Regions from separate parts of the Homo sapiens genome. Here all the other regions are linked to region 2. A link is a loop called in an ENCODE intact Hi-C map of the cell type or tissue named here. Cell type or tissue: heart right ventricle. All regions are shown on one strand.

What was found. Hi-C counts contacts between places; a loop is a spot of excess contacts. Peaks named below come from ENCODE experiments on the same cell type or tissue, not always from the same donor. Only the 100,000 strongest peaks of a DNase experiment are listed, where the experiment ranks them.
Region 1: a loop joins it to region 2, with 3 times the contacts of the local background. A loop is called at or near these places in 30 of 110 quality-filtered maps.
Region 3: a loop joins it to region 2, with 5 times the contacts of the local background. A loop is called at or near these places in 52 of 110 quality-filtered maps.

The regions. Positions count from the first base shown.
Region 1 is chr12:56,036,474-56,038,973 of GRCh38, reverse strand. It overlaps IKZF4 (IKAROS family zinc finger 4), which reads right to left. Exons shown (of 8, transcript NM_022465.4): 8 at 539-2,500. Among named protein-coding and RNA genes, the nearest start is that of RPS26, 4.2 kb to the left of the region's middle. In heart right ventricle, no CTCF peak of the experiment used is centred here; no DNase peak of the experiment used is centred here.
Region 2 is chr12:55,925,381-55,927,880 of GRCh38, reverse strand. PYM1 (PYM1 exon junction complex associated factor) reads left to right here. Exons shown (of 3, transcript NM_032345.3): 1 at 1-156. The coding sequence starts at 120. It also overlaps a transcript of DGKA not described here. Among named protein-coding and RNA genes, the nearest start is that of PYM1, 1.3 kb to the left of the region's middle. RefSeq lists enhancers at 1-296, 376-545, 586-805, 297-877 and a silencer at 896-1,045. In heart right ventricle, CTCF peaks have their summits at 751 and 981 (motif pointing left); a DNase peak (open chromatin) is centred at 790; H3K4me3 peaks cover 1,712 bases; H3K27ac peaks cover 1,697 bases.
Region 3 is chr12:55,846,594-55,849,093 of GRCh38, reverse strand. No RefSeq gene overlaps it. Among named protein-coding and RNA genes, the nearest start is that of MMP19, 4.9 kb to the right of the region's middle. In heart right ventricle, no CTCF peak of the experiment used is centred here; DNase peaks (open chromatin) are centred at 478, 963 and 1,873; H3K4me3 peaks cover 1,172 bases; H3K27ac peaks cover 2,500 bases; H3K27me3 peaks cover 333 bases.

The DNA of each region.
Region 1 (2,500 bases), 110 kb before region 2:
AGGGGTTTCACTGGCTGCATTCCCTGGCATAAAGCGATGAGCACATGCTTTGGATCACACACCCCTGGGTTCAAATTCTGGTTCTGTCACTTACTGGCTGATGAGCCTTGGATAAGGTATTTATTCTCTCTTGGGCTTTTATTTTTTTACCAATAATTGTGATCATCCTTTTGTAGGTGTTTCTACAATTCAATGAGTACTTAGCATTTATGAGATGCTCAAGCAGTGGTAGACCCTATGATTGTCATCATTCGCATTATTTCACCCTGGGCATAGAATGTGTTTTGTGCACAGTAGGTACTCAACAAATGTTTGATTAATTTCTACTTTGGGTAGACAGGCAAGTCAGACTTTCTCTCCTATCCTGAAGGCACTCCTTCCTGGTAGGAAAATCTCCTCCATTTCCCAGTCTAGGCTGAAAATTCTTCGTTTTTGTTTACCTCCTAAACTGTTCAGTAGTTGGTATAACATACTGCAAGGAGGACCCCTCCCTCTTAGTAGAAAAGCAAGGCAAAGGAAGTCTGCAAAAACAACCAGAGGTGTTAAATTACTCATGTTTATTTATAACAGACTTTCAGCCAGTACAGTACAAAACTTACAGTAGTATATCTCCGTTACACAAATATTTACTTACAATATATTACATATACAAAATGCTTTGCAATAAGTCTCAAAAGCTAGTTTAACTCCCCTTGAGAAAGGAGAAAAACTCTTTAAAAAAGGGGGGGAGGGGAATCAGAAGAAGAGAGGAGGAGGTGAAGGGGTAAAGGTCAAAAGAGACACCAAACATAGGCTACAAAGGAAACCCTAGGAGAGAGGGAGAAGAGAGGTGGTATTGCACTTGCTTCTGTGTTTATTTTTTCTTTTTGTTCTTCATAACTTCTGATTAAAAATATATATATATATGTATATATATATATTATGTACACAAGGAAAGAAGCTGCCAGAAGTATTACAAAATCCTATCTGCAGCTTGGACACTGACACAAAAAAACAAAGGTCTGGAAAAGTGTCTACTTAGAAATATTTTGTTGGTGGTATTGATTTTGAATAGCAATATAAAAGGAAACACCTCTTTTCTCCATGTGGGTTTCAGTGTGTGTGTATTTTTTTTTCTTTTTCTTTACTTTTTTTTTTATGCAAAAGGAGCTGGGAGAGAGCATGAGGATGTTTGAGGTTCCAGAGCTGGAAGGCTCTGAAAAGTAGGATTTTGTACCTAAGACCCTGGTTAAAGTGCAGTGATGGTCTGGAGAGAGACAGGATGCCCCCTCTCCCCTCCTTAGCACCTGGTCTTGCCCTTCCAGTCTCTGCTCTCATGGGCACAGAGTATAGCCTCAGAGCATAGTCCTTCATGTTCCGGGAGGTTACAGGTGCCACAGTTGACTGGGGAAGGGGATGGGGGCACCCTAAGGCTCTGATACCCCAGAAGGGACTAGTCCTTATGAAGTGTCACCAAATACACAGCAGACACAGAAGAGGTGGGAGGCGGTAGGTCTAACAGGAAGGGCTCAATAACCAGAATAGTTCAGGAAAAGCCCAGATATTAATCTCAGCTCTGCTGACATTCTAAAAAGGAGCTAGCACCCCAGGGTGCCGTTGAGGATTCTTCCTTTCTCTAGAGACTACTCTGCTCTGAGCTAACCTCCCCATTTTCTGCCCTTGGCAGCATCTATTTATTGCTACATTGTCAAGGAGGAACAATTGCCCCACAATGCTTCTCCCTGCCAATCTGGTTCTCTTGGGGAAACCTCAGAGTGGGGGAGAAAAAGGAGGACAAAGAGGAGAAAGTTTTTTAGGGTCTCCCTTCCCATAAGAAGGCAAGGTAGACTCCTCTCAGAGCCCTTAAGGCCCTAATCCCAGGGTCTGTTCCTTAGCCCACCCTTTACCATCCCCCCCCAAAATATCCCTGATAGGGAGTGAGAAAAGTAGGAGGTAAAAGAGCCAATAAGGAAAGGACATGTGGAAAGAAAGATGGAAGGGGAAGGAAGGGAAGAGAAAAGGAGAGAGAGAAGGACCAAGAGTTACAACTTGTGAGGTGTTGTGTTTGGTTTTTACTTTTTTTTTTCTTTAAACATAGAAAAACAGCCTTTGGTTTGAATCTCAAGGAAGCAGAGAGTGGGATGGCTGTGGCCTTGGGCAGAAAACTCTTGTAGAAAGAAACCTCCACTTGCAGTGGAGTTGTATCTCCTTCTGCCCCTTCTCACTAATCCTAGGTTACTCAAATAGCCAAGGGTCTCTGCAGTAGCCAGCAGTCCCCCCTCCTACCCTGTGTCTGGGAGCTGAGTGTAGAAGGGGGTAGTAAAGGAAGACCCCAGTTCAGTTGTACCCATCCCAGTCTTGCTGGAACAAGGGTGGAATGGGGTGAAGGGCACGTGCCCGTGCTCATGCTGGGATAATTTTTGGTTATACTGAAAATTAGAAGAGAGAAAAGAGATACCCGTTTCTCCCTGCCACTGATCCTAAGAACAGGGCCCAGGAGCCCGGGAATGAGAGGGTGAAT
Region 2 (2,500 bases):
GGTCTGGGCGAGAAGCAACTAGGGCCCTCATCACTTCGCCGCCGAATCCCCGGCGCCGCCCAGCGGGGCAGAGCCAGGCCAGGGCCGCCCGCCCAACCTGGTCCGCTGCCTCTTCGGCCATGGAAGCTGCCGGCAGCCCTGCGGCTACGGAGACAGGTGACCGACCCGCGGCGCCCTCCGCCTTGCACGCCCCTCCCGCGGGTCTCTGGTGGTTGAGTGGGTTGGCCGACAGCAATCGGCACACGAATTCGACCTCCCCACCTTCTTAGGGTTAGATAGGGTCTCCAACCGTCCCTAGAAACACTTGTGCGCCCCAGTGCGTTCCTGGAGTTTGTCTGCTCCACGTCACCAAGCCGCTCTGAGATCTGGGTGCAGGCCAGAGCCTGGATATTCTTCCTTTCTTCATTTATAAGGCCCCCTTTTTGGGTGCAGGTGGGCCTTGCGCCCTTTTCCCTCGCAGGTCCTGGACGTACGAGGAGTTCCTGGGGATGAGAGGGACTGTGCCTCGGAACTTCTCTTGGCTCCCTGAGGACTGTTTTACAGGCAGCAAGCGCTCAGTAATGGTATCGGTGGCAGTAAAAAGCCCACGGCTTTATTTTATTAACTATTTCAGCTTCTCCACTCTTCCTCCTCCTCCACCTCCGCCCATGAAATGGTGCACTCTCCCTTTAAGACTAAGATGGTGGCTTGCTACGATCGGGACTCCACTTCCGGTGGGGAGGGGGGCGGGACCCCAGCCCGCTCACGCCGGAAGTGGTTTGCGTTTTCAAGATGGCGACTCCCTATGTTACTGACGAGACCGGCGGTGAGTGCGGGAGGCGCGGAGCCGCTTCTCTCCGGGCTCTCGGGGCAGGGGTTCGGACTTGGAAAGGGGTCTGTGCCCCGCCCATCCCGGGGCCCCTCCTTTGCCCCGCCCCCCGGACCGCCTTCCCCATTCATTCTCTCCTACGGGGTGTCTCCTGCGCCCCCTTCTGGTCTCGTGTTTGGGGTCTCTGCTTCCGGTCACCCAAACCCTGGGGTCCTTCAGTGCTGGTCCCTGCTTCAGGACCCTCACGGGCCCTTAGCTTTTCTCCAGCAGTTGGACCACTCATATCTCTTTTAGGTTCTTCAGGCTTGGGGGCTTCTACACTCTCATTTCCCTCCAGTTCCTGCCCTCCTTCTTTTCCCCTCCCCCATCTCAGCTATACTTGGTTTCTGCCCTACCCCAGTCCCGTTTTCATTATTTTTCTCGAAGCTTTATTTGCTGAAGACCTCCTCGTTTCTACATAGTACCTTTTCCTCTCCCGTATCTTCATTTGTTGGGTCACTGAGGTTTAGAGGTGTGAAGGGAAGAGGACCCTAATACAACTTTCAGCTTGAGTTTTCTCCCTGATGGAGCCACCCTTCGCTACCTTCTCCCGTGATGGTGATAGAAATTGAGGGGTCTAAGGTGGGAAAAGGCAAACAGGAAAGTATCTAGTGGCTTTTCTCCGAAGCCCTTTGACAAGTGAATAAAACCCACTATTCCTTCTGGCTAGAGAAGAATTTGCAGCCTGGCTGGCCGAGATGCTGAAGTGTCTGCTGTGTATGTAAGGTGTATGTGTTGGAAACGGAGAATCACAGCTTTTATCATGGTTTTGTCCCTTCCTAATGGCCTCATCTTTAGGAAAATATGCATAGTAGTAATAGCTACTCAATGATGATCAAATAATATATGTAAAAGCAATTTATAAAATACTGTGCAAGTGCAAAGTGTTTCTGTTTTTGTAGCCCTCATATGTGTAGTCTGTAGTCTGTAGAAGCAACAGTGTGCCTGTGCCTTGGTACACACGGTGTTTTAAAATGTGCCATTTTGCTTCTTGCTCTGCTGCTTTCCATGTTCCTTACACCTCAGCCCACCTATTTTATGGTATCTGATGACAACCCAGGTTGCTGCTACTTCTCCCCAACCTCACAATTTAAAGTGGTACTACCTCTTTCCTTCTGTTCTCTACCCAGTAGCTCCTTCATGAATTACCAACTTTTAATGTGTGTTTTGAAAATACTACTTATCCAGTATACTTCTCTTTACTCTTAATCATTTTCTTTACCCTGACTCCGTGAAAATCCAGGTATCACATCTTACCTTACCTTGTCACTAAAAGCTGTTTTCTGTTTTCCGTGACTATGTGGAAGAGAAAAAGGAATAAACTGCTTTTTTGTTTTCCTTTACTATGTCCAGATCATTGATCTACCACTGTCACTCTAATCCTCATGGAAGGTATTGCCATGCAATTATAGCAGTTTCTGTAAAACTTTAGTGTCATCATTTACTGCCCACAGGGACCCAGACCTATTGCATCATATTTTTTTCTCTCCTTTTTTTCTTGCTATCATTTTCAGTGTCTCCAGCACCATTGGAATATTCTGATTTCATAGTTCCTCAGCATGAGACGGTCGACTTTCCTTTGTATTTTCAAACCAGTTGCACATCAGAATCACTACAACCTGGATCTCATCTAGGACACCGCTTTTTCTTCAG
Region 3 (2,500 bases), 79 kb after region 2:
GCTGGGCTCTTTCCCTTGCCAATCCCCTATCAAGCCCTTTTGCCAACAAAAAAGGAACCAAACGTGGGTTTTCCATGCCCATGACAGTTCCCAACGTCAAGACAGATCTGTTTCCTGGTGTCACAGGGTGAGGACAAGAGGGCAAAGTGCTTACCCACATCCTACCTCCCTTAGGAAAAGCAGTTTGGTTTTCTTGAAAGAAAAGCCTGCCATTCCTAGAAGCAGCAAAAAACCCCTGTGCTACCTTCATTTCCCTATCATCCCAGATGCTGAGAGAACACTGACATTTCTCATTTCTCTAGTCTCCTCCTTGTCCCAGGGGCTATAATTCATCCCTTCATGCAACAGGCGCTGTGCTGGGGAATAAGACCACCAGTAGAAGGCACCAGGCTGGGGGTGGTGGCTCACGCCTGTAATCCCCGCACTTTGGGAGGCCGAGGAAGGTGGATCACCTGAGGTCGGGAGTTTGAGACCAGCCTGGCTAACACGGTGAAACCCCATTTCTAGCGAAAATACAAAAATTAGCTGGGCATGGTGGCACGTGCCTGTAATCCCAGCTACTCGGGAGGCCAAGGCAGGAGAATCACTTCAACCCGGGAGGTGGAGGTTGCAGTGAGCTGAGATCATGCCATAGCACTCCAGCCTGGGTGACAGAGTGAGACTCTGTCTCACCAAAAAAAAAAAAAAAAAAAAAAAAAAGGAAAGAAAAGAAAAGAAAAGCCTCCAGCCATTTCCAGGGGAGTCCTGTGGGACAGCACCTTTTTCTGAGAAATGGAGAAGGGGAGCAGATGTTGGTCTCCCTCACACTTTGGCAGAAACTGAAGAACTTCTGGATTTGGGTCTGACGTCCTCTCAACTGAGCTGATGCAGGCCAGTGCCCGACGCAGTGTGTGTGCAAGCTGCAGTGGTGGGTGGGTGGGAATGCCAGGAAGTGTTCATATGGGGGTTGAGGAAGTTTGGAGCATCATGGGAACAGAATGTGCTGGCCCTGTCCCTGAGCCATCCCCAAGCCCCTCCCACTTCCCTGGTCACTAACCAATTCCAGCTGTGCACAGTCCTGACCATCACTTCCCATACGGCTTCTAGGAACTTATGAGTAATTAAAAAAGTGTGTGTGTATGTCTGTGTTTGTGGGTATGTAGGGGAGTCCTCCTAAAAACAGAGGTTTCCAGGGTAACAGCTTAAAAATTCAACCCCACTCTGCCAAAGAAAGCTCCCTATGTCCTGACTCCCTGAGGGGGAAACAGGTCAGAGGCTAACACCACCAACTCCCACATTTATCCAGGTCAAGGGCAAAGTCGGGGCCAGCCCTAACTTGGTTACAGCTCATGTTTTTCTCACCTCCAGTTTCCAGTTTCAGGCTCCAGACTTGCCCTTCTACCTGCCCTCCAGGATTCCCCTTTCTTCTTTCCCCAGCTTCCCTGCCCACTGCCTCCACAGGGTAAGGGTGGCTGTCAGAGGGGGTGGGCGATAGCTTTGAGATTAGCTTCTGCTGGGCTTAGAAATCTCTACAAACTTTTGCCTTCCACCCATAACCCCATGGCCCCTGATCATTAGAAAATACTCTCAGAGGTCTACTCTACTCCCACTTGCTATAGTTTAAAATATTGTCATTAAAAATATTTCTGTAAAACTCTTTTGCCACAATTTGTGGACAGAGAGGGAAACCAACTTGCAGGAAGGGAGCAAGCAAGACAAAGAACCCATTTTTTTCTCTCAGATCAAGTTCTCTTTTTGGGGCAGGCAAGCCACATGTCCTAACCCTTCGCACACACGTCCACATCTCCCCCAGTGAGAGATGACAAATTTAGAGATGACAAAAAAGAGCTGGGTCAGCCCGGCTCAGGGGGTAGGAGCTGGTGGAGGGGGTGGTCATGATGCTGTGCTGGCAACAATTAGTCATCCAATCCTTGCACATGTGCCCAGCCTGCAGCTCCAGACTCTAGGGGCTTTTGTTTGGGTGCCTGTGGGAACTCTGGGAGACTGAAGAGTGCTGAGCAAAGATGGCAGCTTTAGAGCCTGCTCCAGGCTCTGCTGCATCCTAGCTATGTGACCTGAAGCAACTTATTAGAGACTCAGTTTCTCTTTCTGTAAAAAGATGATAATACTGGCCAGGTGCGGTGGCTCACGCCTGTAATCCCAGCACTTTGGGAGGCCAAGGGAGGTGGATCACTTGAGCTCAGGAGTTTGAGACCAGCCTGGCCAACACAGCAAAATCCCATCTCTACTAAAAGTACAAAAATTAGCTGGGTGTGGTGGCACGCGCCTGTAATCCCAGCTATTCGGGTGGCTGAGGCAGGAGAATTGCTTGAACCCGGGAGGCAGAGGTTGCAGTGAGCCGAGATTGCGCCACTGCACTCCAGCCTGGGCTACAGAGTGAGATTCAGTCTCAGAAAAGGAGTAAAAAAGATGATAATACTGGCTGAAGGGTTGTTGTTAAAATTTAAATGAAGTTATCTATTTGGCAGCTTTTACTTTTGATTTATTCTCTCTCTCCTGG